2 separate regions of the Homo sapiens genome follow, and region 2 is linked to region 1. A link is a contact called in ENCODE Hi-C or POLR2A ChIA-PET data. All regions are on one chromosome and are shown on one strand. The core of a region is the stretch at or near the end of the contact, and the rest is flanking DNA. Distances in the headings are between cores, read along the strand shown.

Region 1 (7,381 bases), core at 2,661-5,160:
CATCATTCTTGAACATTTTTGTTATCTACATGACTGATGTGGTGGGTTTGTTTTCATTTGTTGACTAAAGGACAATGTGGTCATAACCTAGATGTAAGGTTGGGCTCCAAAAGAGCTGTTCTTAAAACAGATACTTCTGGGCTCCAGAAACATGATGATCTGTAGAAATCTTTTTGCAGGTGGTCATAGTGGAGCCAAAAGAGAGTGGGGATTCAAAGTGTGGGTCAGAGACCAAAGTGACAGCGCTTTCTCCATCCTCTAAGGCCATGTTTTTCCATTTTGGATTAGGAATTATAGATCAACCTTCACTTTTCATTTTTTTATACTTCTTGAGCCTTACATGCTATGCCACAAACATGCACTAGGCATTGATTTTGGCAGGGATTGAGGGGGTGCAGAACATACAAAGAAAAAACCCTGAAGAATGGAATATTTCTACAAATCTTTCTACTCCAGAAATCTTCTTATTGTACTTCTATGGACTTTAGCTAATGGGAGGGAGAGTGGAAAACAGTCATCCCAGCCTGACGGAAACAGATAGAAAGTAGAAGCAAGACTAGGCTATGTGCTAGGAAATATGGATTCTAGTTCTAGCTCAGCCATGAATGGCTGTGACCTTGTTTACAACCTTCTGAGCTTTAGCTTCCTCACCTGAAAAACAAGAGACGGGCAAGACAATAATCGACTTTCATTCTGGAGACATCAATGAATTTATGCTTCTAGAATTTTGTTTTCTTTTCTTTTTTTTTTTTTTTCAGATTCTTTATCACTTTCTCACTGAATCCTCACAATAAACCTATAAGGTAGGTCTGGCAGGGGTTGTGCTAATCCCCATTATACAGATGGGTGTGTTGGGGCTGAGAAATGTTAGGTAGTTAACAAGGTTTCATTAAAAATGAAACTCCTCCTCCTAATCCACAAAAATTCCTTCTTAGCAGGAGGCTCATGCCTGTGTTTATATGTTGGTGTACTGAAAATGCAGGCATCTGTCTGTCAGGTTTCTCTGATGTGCAAATACGAAGGATGCAATTATTAGGTGGACTCATAGATTTCCCTTGGTTTGCATTGCTGGTCTGTTCTTTGATGATTGCCTTTCTCTGAGGGATGTTCCATGCTATAGCATAATTTACACTAACTGCATTAACTAGGCAATCATAAATAGCAAGTGGAGGGCAAGAGGTGGTGAGCAAGGAGAGATGGACAAGTGAAGGGAAAGAACTAAGAGCCTAATAGCCAGGCCCGATTCTGTGTACTCTACAAGTATTAACTCATCTGGTTCTCAAAAGAACCCCACCAAGAAGGTTGCTATCATCAAGCCCATTTTACAGATGTTGAAACCAAGGCCTAGAGGAGTTAAATAACTTGCCTGAGCTACTATGTGTCAGAGGCAGAATGTGAAGCCAGGCAATTTGATTACAGAGTTTGAACCCTGACCTCCTTCCTGTCAAGGTCAGATTGGGTAATCATAAGCTTTTGCAAGCTGTTCTGGTACAAAGTAAGATTTTTAAAAAAGAATGCCCATCCAAAACTAGCAAGGTTGCACAGAGAAACTGGCATACCATATACATACTGCTGATAGTACTGACAATGAGTTTTATCTTTTTATAAAGCAATTTGTGGCAAGAGCCATAGTTTTCCGTATTTGTCAATCCATGAATGTCAATCCTAGAAGTTTATTCTACGTTTATAGTTCGACCAAAATGAGATGCCATATGCATGAAGTTTATTGTATGATCTGTAATAATGGAACACTGGGAGCAAATTAAATGCCCTAGAATAAGGTATGATTAAGTAGTATCATGATACGTTCACTAGTTGGAATATATAAAAGCATTTGAAATGATAATTACAATGGCTACGTAAAAGGACAGGAAAATGTTTCTGATAAAATGTTAAGTTTAAAAAGCAGGATGAAAAATATGTAGATTATGATGACAATTCTGATATATATGCATACTGTCCAAGCCTGAAATAGAACAGGAAAAACTTCTAGTAGTTAGGTGTTTGTTAAAATCCTTTCATTTTTTTCAGATTTCAATTAGTAGTGGCATTGTGTTTATTTATCAGATAATGAAAAAAGGAAAGAGCTGGTGGTAGAAGTGGGTTGAAAAAAATTGCCTAGGGTGAGACTTGGACTGCTATTGGGAGACTTGCCTCTGGCCGTCTTCATCCCTGAGTTCTCTGGGGGCAGCCAGAGTTTAGGGTGGGAAAGAGAGCTCAGGCCTGAGAGATCCACGGGCTTATGGGAGAGAGAATGGTGAACCCTGGGTTCTGCCCTTGCCACTGGGAATATGGTAGCTGTCTGGGTAAAGCCAGGCTGTGGTTTTCCCTTTGCTGTCTTGTCCATTGTCTTACCTCACTTCTCCCATTCTTTATTCTTCAAGTCTCAAAAGCCTTAGAAGTCACTTTCCCGGAGTCAGCCTCAACTCCTCCCCTTGCCACCCACTGGGCTGGGTGCCCCTCCAAGGCTCCCCGTTTGCCCAGCTTCCCGTGCTGCCCATTTCTGCATGGAACAAGCTCTATGGTGATTGCCCGTTGGCATCTCTGAGGCCCTCTCTGGCCTCCAAGAATTGGGATCTTGGGCAGATCGGGATCACCTCCCTATGCCCTTGCTCAACACAGCATGGATTAAATGAATGACCCTCCTTTTCCAAGGTGAGGGCAGGTTGGGGTTGGATTAGATTCTTTCCAGCTCCACATACTGTGATTTTTACCATCTCCTATTTATCAGACTCATTAAAGAAAGAAACCACTGGGCTTTGAAGACAAGTCCCAATGTAGGGAATGTCCTCTGTCTTTCTGCCCGTGGGTGGGCCCCTGAAGCATTCTCTGGCCTTAGTGTGTGAACTGTGAGCCTGATTGTAGGCGTAGGGTTGCCTTGGGAGTTTTCACAGAAGGTCAGCTGAGCATGCAAGAACACCGCCTCAGTCGTCCTCCTGGCAACAAAGCTTGCGGTGAAGGCTCTTTGATTGGGTCTTGCTTGTCCCCAGCTGGACTGTCACAGGGCACATGTGACACGGTGGCTGCGCCTCCACGTGTGAATTTGCAGGAGCCTCAGAGCCTGATGTTACATATCCGCCTGCTGGCTGTGGAAGTGGGCGTGTCTGTGCACATGGCTGGGTGTACCTGTCTCAGATCAGGGCAAAAGGTAGATGAGTGGCCCTGGGTTTTCTGGGCAGTGTGTCTCTGTGTAGACTGTTGGCAAAGACCTCAGTGAATGAGTGAATTTCAATTCAGCAAATAATTATTGTGAGCTTTGTGCTCTCCAAGAGCAACGACGCGGTGCGCCAGGCAGAGAGCCTGGGGAGTGTGCGTGTCTTACCTGTGTCTGCATCGTGTGTTCCCTCTGTGTGTCTCTGAGAATGCGTTCTTGGCACGCGTCCTGCGTTAACAAGGCGTTTGGTGTGTGCATGTCTGTGTGACAGTGCCTGGGTCCTGTTTGCGGCTGCTTGTTCGCATTCCAGCTTCCCTTGTGCCCGCAGTCAGGCTCTACACGTGCGCCAGCCTCCGAGCGCACGTCCCCGAGTGACCCGTGCGCGGTGTGCAGGGACCTCAGGGTCGTGTGCACTAAGGGCGCTCGTGCCCGTCTCTCTGCACTAAGGAACGCACCTCCACATGTCTGAGTGCACGTCCCTCTCCATGTGTGCACGTTCCGTGTTCACGCCGCCCATGTCTGTGCAGGGGCGCTTCACGCGCGCCCTCTCCGGCCCGCGGGCGGCCAGGGACCCGCGCTGGGCTCCACGCTTCCCGTGGGGCTGACCCCTCCCTCGCGCCCCGCAGCGGGCCGCAGCGATTGGCCGCCGGCCCCCTTCCAGCCGTCACCCCTCCCTCCCTCCGCCACCCGCGCGCCCGCGGTCCCCGCTGTCCCCCGCGGTTCCGGCGAGGCCGCGCCGCGCTGCGCTCCGCTCCCATTGGCTGCGCGCGCCTTTGTGTGGCGGCAGCTGCGGCCCCAGCGCCTTTGAATGTCGAGAGGGGCCGGGAAGGGAGCCTTTCCATGGGCCATCTGTCTCCCCGCCAGCCGCCGCCCCACCGCCGCCCGCGCCCCGCGCTCCGCCTCCCGCCCCGGCGGCTCCCGCAGCCCCGCCGCCGCCCGCGCCCGCGCCCCGGAGCCGCGCCACAAAGGGCCCGCGCGCAGCCGCCGCCGCCGCCGCCGCGCGAGGAGCCAGGATGGTCCTGGTCCACGTCGGCTATCTCGTGCTTCCAGTGTTTGGCTCTGTGCGAAACAGAGGTATCGCTTTTTCCTTTCGGGGTCTGCTTCGGAGCGTGGATCGCCGCAGGCACCGGGGCGGGGGCGGGCGCCGCGGGCGGCCGGGGGCTCAGGGCACACCCGCGAGGACGCAGGGCGAGCGGTGGCTTCCCCCCACCCCATTTTAGGGGGACCCCCGAGGGTGGGGGCGGCCGCCCTCGTGGGAGCTTTTGTAGTGAAGTTAGGGTTTGGCGAATTTGGGTCCCTTCCTCCCCAGCCCCATTTTTTATTTTTTGCGGCGGACGTGGTTCCCCCAAATCACAGCCCCTTCCCCTAATACCTAGCCCTGTATGATCGAAAGGAGAAAGATACATGACCGTGTGTGTGTGTGTGTGTGTGTGTGTGTGTGTGTGTGTGTGTGTGAGAGAGAGAGAGAGCGCGCGCGCGAGAGCATGCTTGGTTTTCTGTGGTTTGCTTTTTTTGAGGTATATGTGTGTTTTGTGTTATGTGTGTTTTGTATTCATTTTTTGTTCATTAGTACCGATGGCTGGCTAGCTGGGACCTGGGTCTCTGCCCTATCCCATGCCCCAGCCCCCACCCTCTCGTGGGCACTTGCACGATTTTCCATCCCATCCTTTTTTCGTCTTTAACCCTTTTTGTGCATCGCCCTTGTGCTATTGCCCTGCTCACCCCGCCCCCCGCAACTGTCTTTGTATGACAGTTGCATACACGGGTTCAAGATGCTTGGGCGCGTGTGTGTGTGTGTGTGTGTGTCTGTATGTGTGTGTGCATGTGTGCGAGTGTGCGCGCGCGCCTCGGAGAGTCAGACCTGCGCTGCTGTGCCCTCCTTGGGTCCGGCTGGAGCGGGGCGTCCGGCCCTTGGGTGTTGTGCTGTGTGTGAGGATGAGGTGGGAAGCTGCCCCCACGCCAGGCCTTTGCCCCGGGCAGCGGTTGACAAAGCAGCGGGCCGGCGCGGGCTTTGTTTTTAACTGTGATAAATGGGGTGTGTTTGCACGGTCCCCTTTCCCCACATCCCCTCTCCCTCACATTCTGCTACAACAATAGCTTGATTTTCCCCTCTTCTCCCCACCTCCACTCCACATTTCTTTCATTTTCTTTTAATAAAAAATTCCCACCTCCCAAGCAAATCCGAGATGCATTTAGATTCATTTTTTTTCTTTTTTGTATTCTGCCTCTGGACTCACATTTCTCGTCTTGGAAATGTTTCTTCTATCCTCTCCCACTCCACGTCTGCTTAAATCCCTGCTGGCTCAGGCCCTCCTCCCCCTCTCCCCACTCCCTCATACACAGAATGATGTCTTCCCTTGGCCGACCAGGGCTCCTCTACCAAGTCGGGGTGGGGGGTGGGGTCGCAGGGCCAGCGCTTTAGTGCGCCCCAGGGGCCCGATTGGGCAAGAAAAGGAAAGCCCAGCCCTATTTTATCCAGCCCAGCTGTCCCCAGCCCCGCGCCTCTCCCCAGAACCTAAAAGGCAAGCTTGGCCCCCTTAGGCCTGTTTGAACCGCAGTTTTTTGTGTGATGATAGAATGATGACATTCTGCATTTATCAAATCTTTTTTTTTCTTCATTGTGTAGCTCAGTGAATGGTCAACTCGCTGCTGTGTGCGCTGTGACCCTTCTGCCTCCGCATTTAGCTGTATTGTGACACCCTCTTAACCATTTCCTGTCTCCATCTGAGGAAGGCATTGCTATTTAAGCGGCAGTATCCCCTATCTCAGGCCAGCCTAGCCATGGGGGTGAGGGGGAGTGGGTGTGTGAGGAAGAAAGAGGGGGGCTGGATGCGATCTCCTTGAAATGCCACCCCCTCTCTCAATACACAATTATCTCTTATTACTTGGCATTTCCTCTTAAAACGGGTGTGGAACATTACACTAGGCAGAAATTCAAAAATGATTAAGAAGGATGTTGAGCCTGAAAGTATAATTATCCTGATTAAATCATTACCATCCTCATTAATACCACCAATCTCTAAATACCATTGCAGGATGCTGATTCCATGTTTTGAAATTCAAATTGCTCAGCTGCCTTTAAATTTTATTTTTAATACTACCTTCTCCCTCACCCCCCCCAACAAAAAAAAATCCAACAACACAAATTCTGCCCATCAGTTAAAGTTTACTTTCACGGCAAACATGCCCACAGGAAATTCAAGGGCTGAGGGGTGAGTTGGTCTGTGGGTAAAATTTCGCAGAATGTGATAAGAGTTCATGACCTTCCGATAGAGGATACTAATGCTTAACTCAACAAGGTCCTAAACCACAATCTTCTTGTAAAACTATTAGAGAGTTTGCCAGCTTAAATCTGTTCTTTTTAGTTTCCATTGTAGTAGTGTAGGATGTAGGCCATTTCAGAATAGATGTAGAGAAATAACCATTTTTGTATCTTCATCTTGTTTAGCCGAGTACATTGCACTGTAAATCCCTGTTAAGTGGATTCCTTTTGCCTTGGCTTAGAGGCTGCAGCACTTCATTTTTCAGTTATCTGGGTGACTATCAGTTAGCTTCTTGGCAGCACCCAGGCATAACTGAAGATTGCACTTAGTTGGAGGCAAAAAATGTTAAACATATGTATTAAAAAAATCTTTGATGAAATGACAGTTGCTGCTATCCCATAGCCTCTGAAAACTTGGTGCACCAAGGTCCCTGGCTTAAGTGGGAGCCATGGCCATAGCGTCTTAATTGTTTAATTGTACAATGTCAAGAGCATCTTTGGACATCCGCCCTGGCCCTCAGAGCTGCCCCTTTAACAGCCGGCTCCCTTCTGCTGCTCGCCAGCCAGACCTGCTTGAAAACTGAAACAAAACAGCAGCAATAATAAAAGAATAAGGCCCCTACTTTGAGGGCCCTTCCAAAATAAAGTCCCAAATAGCCTCCCCAGACTGCCATTTGGCAATCTGAAAAGAAAGAGAAAAAAGAAAAGAAAAGAAAAAAGAATCCCAGCAAAATGGTTTTCCATTAAACAGGGGTAGCGTGTTCTGCTGTGCTGAATTACTTCCTGTTCTTATTTTGTGGGTAATTTTTTCTGTATCAAATATCCTTTTGGTTGTGTATCTTTTTCACCTTTTCTTGTACTAAAACTAAAGCATGATCTGTATTTTTTTACATCCCCCAGTTGACAATGTACAGCGCTCGGTTAGAGATGTTACCCTGCTGAAACGTACTGTGGTCGTGTAGCCC
Region 2 (7,381 bases), core at 1,354-3,853, 85 kb after region 1:
CTAAGCCAGTCACGTGGCCATGCCCAGAGGCAAGGGGTGGGAAAGTAGACTCTGCCTTTAATGGGAGGAGCTTGTATGGGAGGGTAAGCATACAAGGAGGGGAGAAATTGAGGCCATTTTTGCAAACTATCAGCCACACCAATCTTCTAGTTGCTTAGCAAGCAAGATATGGAGTCTATCTTGTCCTCTGTCTCTCAGGTTTTACATCCAATCCATGAACAAATCTTGTCACCTGTACCCTTGAAATGAAATATATTTTGGATCTGACCATTCCTTTCACCTTCCCCCGATTGCCACCCTAGTCCAAGAAACCATCATCTCTTCCCTGGTTCCTGCTTCTTACCTTTGCCTTCTGCAGCCTATTCTATTCAGCAGCCAGAGAGTCAAGACCTGTCACTTCTCTGCTCAGATACCCTCCTCAGAGTCAAAGGCAACATCCTGTAATGACCAGTGAGGTCCTGCACCATCTGTCTCCCCAGCCCCCAAGATCAGTATCACCTAAACTCCTACCACTCAAGCCTCCCGAAGTTTCTCAAAATTCAGGCTTGCCCTCACCACAGGGCCTTTGCGTGTGCAGTTCTGTCTGCCCAGAAAGCACTTTGCCTGGATATCTGCCAGTTCAGTCCTCACCTTCTTCAGCTCTTTACACAATAGTTATCTTCTCAGTGAAGGTTCTCTTGGCAGTCATATTTAAAATGGAACCCCCCCAACCTTTTCTTCTTCCTGCTTCATTTTTTCCATAGCTCTGTCATCATCAATACATGACATATTTTCTTATATATCTACTTATTGGATAGGCCAGTGCTGTCCAATAGAAGTATAACATAAGGCCGGGAGCGGTGGCTCACGCCTGTAAATCCCAGCACTTTGAGAGGCCGAGGCAGGTGGATCACCTGAGGTCAGGAGTTTGAGACCAGCCTGGCCAACATGGTGAAACCCCGTCTCTACTAAAAATACAAAAATTAGCTGGGCTTGGTGGCAGGCGCCTGTAATCCCAGCTACTCGGGAGGCTGAGGTGGGAGAATCGCTTGAACCTGGGAGGTGGAGGTTGCAGTGAGCCAAGATCACACCACTGCACTCCAGCCTGAGCAACAGAGCAAGACTCTTAAAAAAAAAAAGTATAATGTAAGACACATATATAATTTATTTTTTTCTAGCAGCCACATTAAAAAAGTGAAAACAGGCTAAGTGTGGTTGCTTATGCCTATAATCTTAGCACTTGAAGGCAGGAGGGTCACCTGAGGCCAGCAGGTTGAGACCAGCCTGGGCAACATAGTGAGACCCCTATCTCTACAAAAAATAAAAAATAAAAAAATTAGCTTTGTGTGGTCGCACATGCCCATAGTCCCAGCTACTTAGGAGGCTGAGATGGGAGGATCGCTTGAGCCCAGGAGACAGAAGCTGCAGTGAACCATGATTATGCCATTGCACTCCAGCCTGAGTGACAGGGCAAGACACTGTCTCCAAAAAAAAGGTGAAAATGGGAAATCAATTGTAATAATATACATTATTTAATTAACTACATCCAAAATATTATCAGTATTTAATTAATTTTAAAAGTTACTAATTTTTTACATTATTTTGTTTGCACTAAGTCTCTGATGTCTTGTGTCTGTTTTACATATGACAGCACATGTGAATTTGAACTAGCCATATTTCACATTTGGTAACCATACAGGACAGGACAGAACTAGATTGCAGTTCCACAATGGCAAGGATTTTTAACTGCTTCATCACGGCTGCTTCCCTAGCACCTAGAACAATGTCTCACATGTAGAAGGCATGCAATAAATATTTGATGATTGAATAAGTCAAATTCTGAATCAAATACAATTATGTGGAAAGATAGTTACAGACCCAGAAAAGAGCTATCAACTGGCTATATCCATGCTCTGGGCTGTGAGGGCAGGACTGTGAAGGGGAGAAAGTTAGTTTTTCTGTCTCAGTCTTGCCAAGTCATTCAGCACCTCCGTGGTTTTCCATTCTCTCTGGACAGACAGAAAATCTTGCAAGTTCATCCACACTAGGAAACAATAGCGAGTTAATGTGTTGCCCTCTTTTGGGCATTTGCACATTGAAAGTAAAAGTGAGAGAGAGAGCAATGCTTAATCCAAAGCAATGATTCCCTCCTGGAGAATTTTTGGCTCTAGTGGGAACGCTATTACTGGACCATGAGTCTTTCTGATGTCCCCGAGTTCACCCCAGAAGTAGGCTGTCAGCCAGGGTGCTTCTGTTGACAGGCTGCCCTTGGGTGGCCTGTTGCTGGGTGCCCTTGCTACTCTCCCCTGCCTGGTATTTTACTACAGACGGCACTGGAGCTTGATGGGAAGAGGGGGACTTGGGAGGTGCAGGTGCTCTCAGAGTTTGGGAATATGTCCAGTTCAAGGAAATCATTGAGCCATCCTCCGTAGCCAGCCCTAGGCCAGACCTCAGGGAGGGTGAAAAGCCTCTATACTTTGTAAGACACTTTCAATGGGGGAGGAGGTGGGGGAACTTCATAGCATTCCCCCTGCTAGGTGGGCAAGCAAGACACAACATGCTTGTTTTGCAGATTGGAAAGCTGAAGTCCAGAGACAGGAAGTGGGTACCCAAGTCACTCCCCTGAGAGCCTGCCGGGACTCTCCTCTAGGGGAGCAGGCACAATCTCGGCCTGAGGGGCCTTTTGGGTCTAGCTGGAGTGACCGGGTCAAAGGGCTGCTGGCTTGAAATAACTGCATGATATTAAGCAATGAGCGGAGTGGGCAGCGCACAGCTGGACCAGGCCTACCTGGGGAAGGCCAACAGGGGTGGGAGGCAGGGCAGTCACAAGGCAGGGGCAGCCAAGGGGCTGATGGAGCCCCTCGAGGTAACTGGAGACGGACAGGCCTCTGCTGCTTGTTAGGCATATGGGATCTGGCAGCTCCAAGAAGCCTATAGCTCTGCCTTTCCCAGGCATCTCCTCCCTCCCCCCTTCCTCTTTGCATCCTTTTGTTATCTCTCTTCCCCTGCTCTCCTCTAACCTTCTTTCTTTCCTGTCTTCCTTTCTCATGTATTTCCACTGACGTCCACCGTCTCTTTTTCTCTCATGCACACCTCCCCTCCCCAATACCCCAGAGTGCTAGACAGGGCTGCCCCATGAGCAGTGATGGTTGGGAATCTAATTTTACTGACCCTGGCTCCCTCTGAAAGCAAGCAGATATCCACTCACTGATGTGATCTGATTTCAGGGGCGTGTGGAGGTCAACTCCCATGGCGCCTCCACTCACCGGCTGCTGTCTGAAATCCCACCATTAGAACTTCATAGCACCAGCTCCTTAAAACGTAACCACTCCTGAGAAAAGCCATGGTCCAAGCTCTTCTTCTAAACTCTTCCCCATCATCACACATCAGAATGGATGGCTTCGGGAGCCAGGCTTGGGGCAGAACAGAGGAGGGCACAGGAGAAAGGGGCATCAGACGAAACAATTCTCCCAGGAGAAATGGGAGGCAGAGGAATAAAGCTACTCTCTGTCCTGTCCACCGTATTCACAGGGCCGGGCTTGTGTAAGCATACTGTGTGTTCTGCACACCTCAATAGGAAGGGGCCCCATCGAAGTGGCTTTCTGAACTGGGTCCCCTCCTTTTGGCACCAGACAATGCTAACGTGGTCCAGGTAGCCACCCTAGCATGTCTTGAAAGTTATTGGGGTTTGGGCCAGATGCGGTGGCTCACGCCTGTAATCTCAGCACTTTGGGAGGCTGAGGAGGGTGGATCACCTGAGTTCAGGAGTTCGAGACCAGCCTGGCCAACATGGTGAAACCCCATCTCTACTAAAAATACAAAAATTAGCCAGGTGTGGTGGTGTGTGCCTGTAATCCCAGTTACTCAGGAGGCTGAGGCAGGAGAATTGCTTGAACCCAGGAGGTGGAGGTTGCAGTGAGCCTAGATCGCATCATTGTACTCTAGCCTGGGCAACAAGAGCAGGACTCCATCTTAAAAAAAAAAAGAAAGAAAGTTATTGGGGTTTGGAGATTTGCTTTTCTGCTTTTAATTTACTTGAGTCTTTGTTAAAAATATAATAGTAGGAGAATATCTGAACTCATGACCTAAGACGAACTCTACATGGTTTGCAAAAGCCACCCAATGCCATCCACAGTGCAGACCCCTCCTTCCCTGGCCAGGAATGGCAGGATGAGGACTTCTGTTTTGGGTCTGAAATTGCTTCTTCTTCTGTTAGTTGATTGTGATGCACACTGACCACCTCCGTCCTGGGTCTCCTCAGTTCATGCTGGACCTGCAACTGGGCCCCTATACTCATTGCAAAGAATTCCCAGTCTTTCTGTCTGTAATTCTTCAAAGCTAGTCTTTCTACCTTGCACTTTATCTGCTTTAGTTTTGTTTCTCCCTCTGACACCATCAAATTCCATGCAGTTTTAAAATGCTGAGAGGCAGCTGCTTGCACATGACCAAGGTTTTTGGCAAGATGATGCTTCCTCCATGCTCACCTGTTCGTGATCATTCATTCATTCATTCATTCATTCATTCAGTGAGTTCTTACTGTGTATTAGGATCTGTGCCAGGCAGTAGGGGTAAAGGTGAATGAGACAGACCTAGGCTCTGCCTTCATGGAGTGTACAGTCTTCTGACCACATATGCCTTCCACAAAATGCCTTGTTAGGATTGTGGCAGGAATGTGTCCATACACTTTGTTGGTTTAGATGGGGAAAGTATCTTCTTGGATGGATCATGCCCAGAATATTGTCCCATTATGCACAGAGGTTTTCTTCTGTAATTGTATCCTGTCTCTAACCAAATCTTCTAGGCTTCTTTCCCTTACTCCTGGTCCATGATGGCAACTGGAGCTAAATACTGGCCCTTTGCTGCTTGTTGGAAGCTTGCTGCTTAATTGTCTCATACCCATGGGCAAGTAGGGTTCCTTAGGATGCAAAGTCCCCTCCCATCAGTGTTTTGAGAGCAGGAATTCAGTTCCTTGGAAGAAGCTGAGCTTTTCATTAGAGATCAAAGCCTGGCCCTGGGGAAGCATCACAAAGCTGCTCTTGGCTGTAAAGGATCCCTTTGGGCATATCACTTTCTTTCTAGGCCCTTGGCATACTCCATTGGACTGGGAACCAATAGATAGAGAGGGAGGAAAGCAGACCCATGGCAGCCCTGGGGGCTAAGCCAAGCAATAGGCCTCTTGGGGTTGATGAGACTGGAGCAAAAGAGGTTAAACTGATACACCTGGAGTACATAAGGAACCCGGAAAGAATGGCCTTTGAAGCTGGGTTCTGGGCAGATGGCCCACTTTCGTTTTCTTCATCTCTGATTTATCTGGTGTGTAGTCAAGTAGTTAGCTTATGTAGTGTACCCCAGACTCTCAGTTCTGCCGTTCAAGGTTCCCCACAATTTCCCCACACCCTCATTTTTCCTGTATCACTTTCCCAAGCACCCTGCCTCTGAATGACTCACAAAGGGTGCATTACCTAGTTGCATGAAATCCGAATTTCTCCCAGGCTAGAAAAGTCAGTGTGGGCCATTGAGAGACTCAGAAGATACAGGAAACAAGATTCTGAGCTGTATCCATGCAGAGGGGAGAGGAGGCTCCCTGGGGGCCATGTTGAGTAGAACGTGAAGTCTGTCTTTGGACATGGGCCTCCTCTGGACTACATCTCCCTCCACCTGGGCGCAGCCCCACCGGCTTGCTCCCTGAGGACCCAAGACTTGCTCTCTCCTTACTGCCATGCTTCTTCCCCCCGACCGAGGTCCAGCTCTCTGTGCCTTCACAGATGGTGACTGTCCAGTTTGGCAACTTTAACTATGATCAGGCCAAAAGGAGGGTAGATGTTGCAGGGAATTTGCATCATCTCCTGGTGGGCCAAAAAGGGCCCTGGAAGTACTCCAGGTCACACCCCCGCCCTTTGCTGGTGTTCACACTCCTCTTCTGAGCAGTTAGTGGGCCTCTGCATGGACATCTGCAGTGATAAGGAACTTTGGGAGACAAAATAAATTCTGAGAAATGTCTTCCTTATGTTGACTCAAATCCGCCTACTGGAAAGACCTTTAGCCTTTGACTGCAGCTATTACCTGACCCAGAGTTTCCTCTTCCCTGCTCATGCCCAGATTCTCCAACTGTTCCTAGTGTCAGATTACTCAAGTCCCTTCACAACCCTGCTGTCCATCATCAGAGTCCAGTTTATCAATGTCCATTTTAATATGAGTTTCCCAAAATCAGTTCCAGTACCCAGGAGTTTCCTTCAACCTTTCCATCAGTTAAACCCTGTGAAATGCAAGCCCTAAAGCCTTTCCTTTGGGGGATGTCCAAAGGCCCTGGGATTTGTCTTGCTACAGAAGCACCCAAGGGCCTGGAAACATTTGGCCTGCTCTACAGAGGCAGGGCTTGTCCTTGGCATTTCCTTAGTCTAGGGAGGAGGCCTGGGGCTATTGGCCAAGGCAAACTGCACTGTGCCTGAGCAGTTGTGCTCACCTCAGCCATTCCTCAGCATCTCCCAAAGAAGAGATTCAAGCCTATTCCCCATGGAGGCCAGGAGCTAGTGCTTTGTTTCTTGGTTACTGTCATAGGCAGGAACAGGCTTACTCCTAGGGGAACTCAGGAGAGAGAGAGGGATGGGGAGAAGAGGTGGTACCACCAGGACCATGGCATGTTATTTCCATTCGGCAAGCCACCAGGCAGGTGGGTTCCTCTCTGGGCATACCACGTGGAGACGTGTATGGTTGTATGAGGACCCATGTGCTGGAAGGCCGTGACACTGATGTGGCAGAGCAGGGGGATCACACTGCAGCACTGGGACTCAGGAGGCCTGGATGCCAGCCCCAACTTGGCCATGACTACTCTAGAGCCCTCAGACATGCCACCCCAGATTTCCTGGCCTCCAGATCTTCATCTGTAGAATGAAGGCTGTGTGATCTCTGCACTTCATTTAGCTAGGATATTGGAGGATTCCATGAAGAACTATGCTTCTTTACTAGCTAATAACTTCATCCTTACCTGTTCTAAAATAAAGAACTCTTTCTTCCTCCTTTCCCTCGTTCCTCCTTCTTCACTGTCCTCTCTCCATGTCCTTCCCTCTTTCTTTTCCTCTTTTATCCAGTATCTCATTATCCTCCTGTCTCAGAATATCTCTAAGAATATTCCCTTCTAAGAACAAAGGGCATTTACTGCATGGTACCTCCTCCGAAAACACTCACTTCGCAACTTTATTGGAGATAAAATTCATACACAAACAAAATGCCAAGTATAATGGCCTAAATGCCACAAATCAGATGGAGAGGAGAATTTCATCCACCTGGGAAGGTCTTGGAGGGCTCCCAAGGGAGTTAACATCTGCCCAGGGTAGTCAGGGTTGGACAGGATGCAATGGTCTGGCAAAGCAGGGTGGCAGTGCCAGAGGGCAGAGAATGGCTG

What was found. A loop is a pair of places that touch in the nucleus more often than their neighbours do. ChIA-PET counts read pairs that join two places held with the same protein, here RNA polymerase II (POLR2A). Pooled maps may share reads with other maps.
Region 2: a map of thyroid gland shows a loop between it and region 1 (1.9-fold over the local background). The contact joins the enhancer-like site here to the promoter of ARK2C in region 1. A Hi-C loop is called at or near these places in 26 of 168 maps with a recorded cell type or tissue (Right ventricle myocardium inferior, Right ventricle myocardium superior, cardiac septum and 11 more) and 16 of 50 pooled maps. POLR2A ChIA-PET finds 5 or more read pairs at or near these places in 1 of 52 experiments (HEK293T).

Annotation. Positions count from the first base shown.
Region 1 is chr18:46,330,108-46,337,488 of GRCh38, forward strand. ARK2C (arkadia (RNF111) C-terminal like ring finger ubiquitin ligase 2C) reads left to right here and starts at 3,911. Exons shown (of 8, transcript NM_152470.3): 1 at 3,911-4,228. The coding sequence starts at 4,168. RefSeq lists enhancers at 2,742-3,353, 3,354-3,964.
Region 2 is chr18:46,416,893-46,424,273 of GRCh38, forward strand. The region is part of intron 1 of ARK2C (arkadia (RNF111) C-terminal like ring finger ubiquitin ligase 2C); the gene reads left to right. Among named protein-coding and RNA genes, the nearest start is that of ARK2C, 87 kb to the left of the region's middle. Within about 2 kb of position 2,604, at least 10 of the 41 ENCODE cell types and tissues checked have a DNase peak (open chromatin) inside an H3K27ac peak, as active enhancers do; they include gastrocnemius medialis, heart right ventricle, prostate gland and 3 more, where a contact is called at or near this core.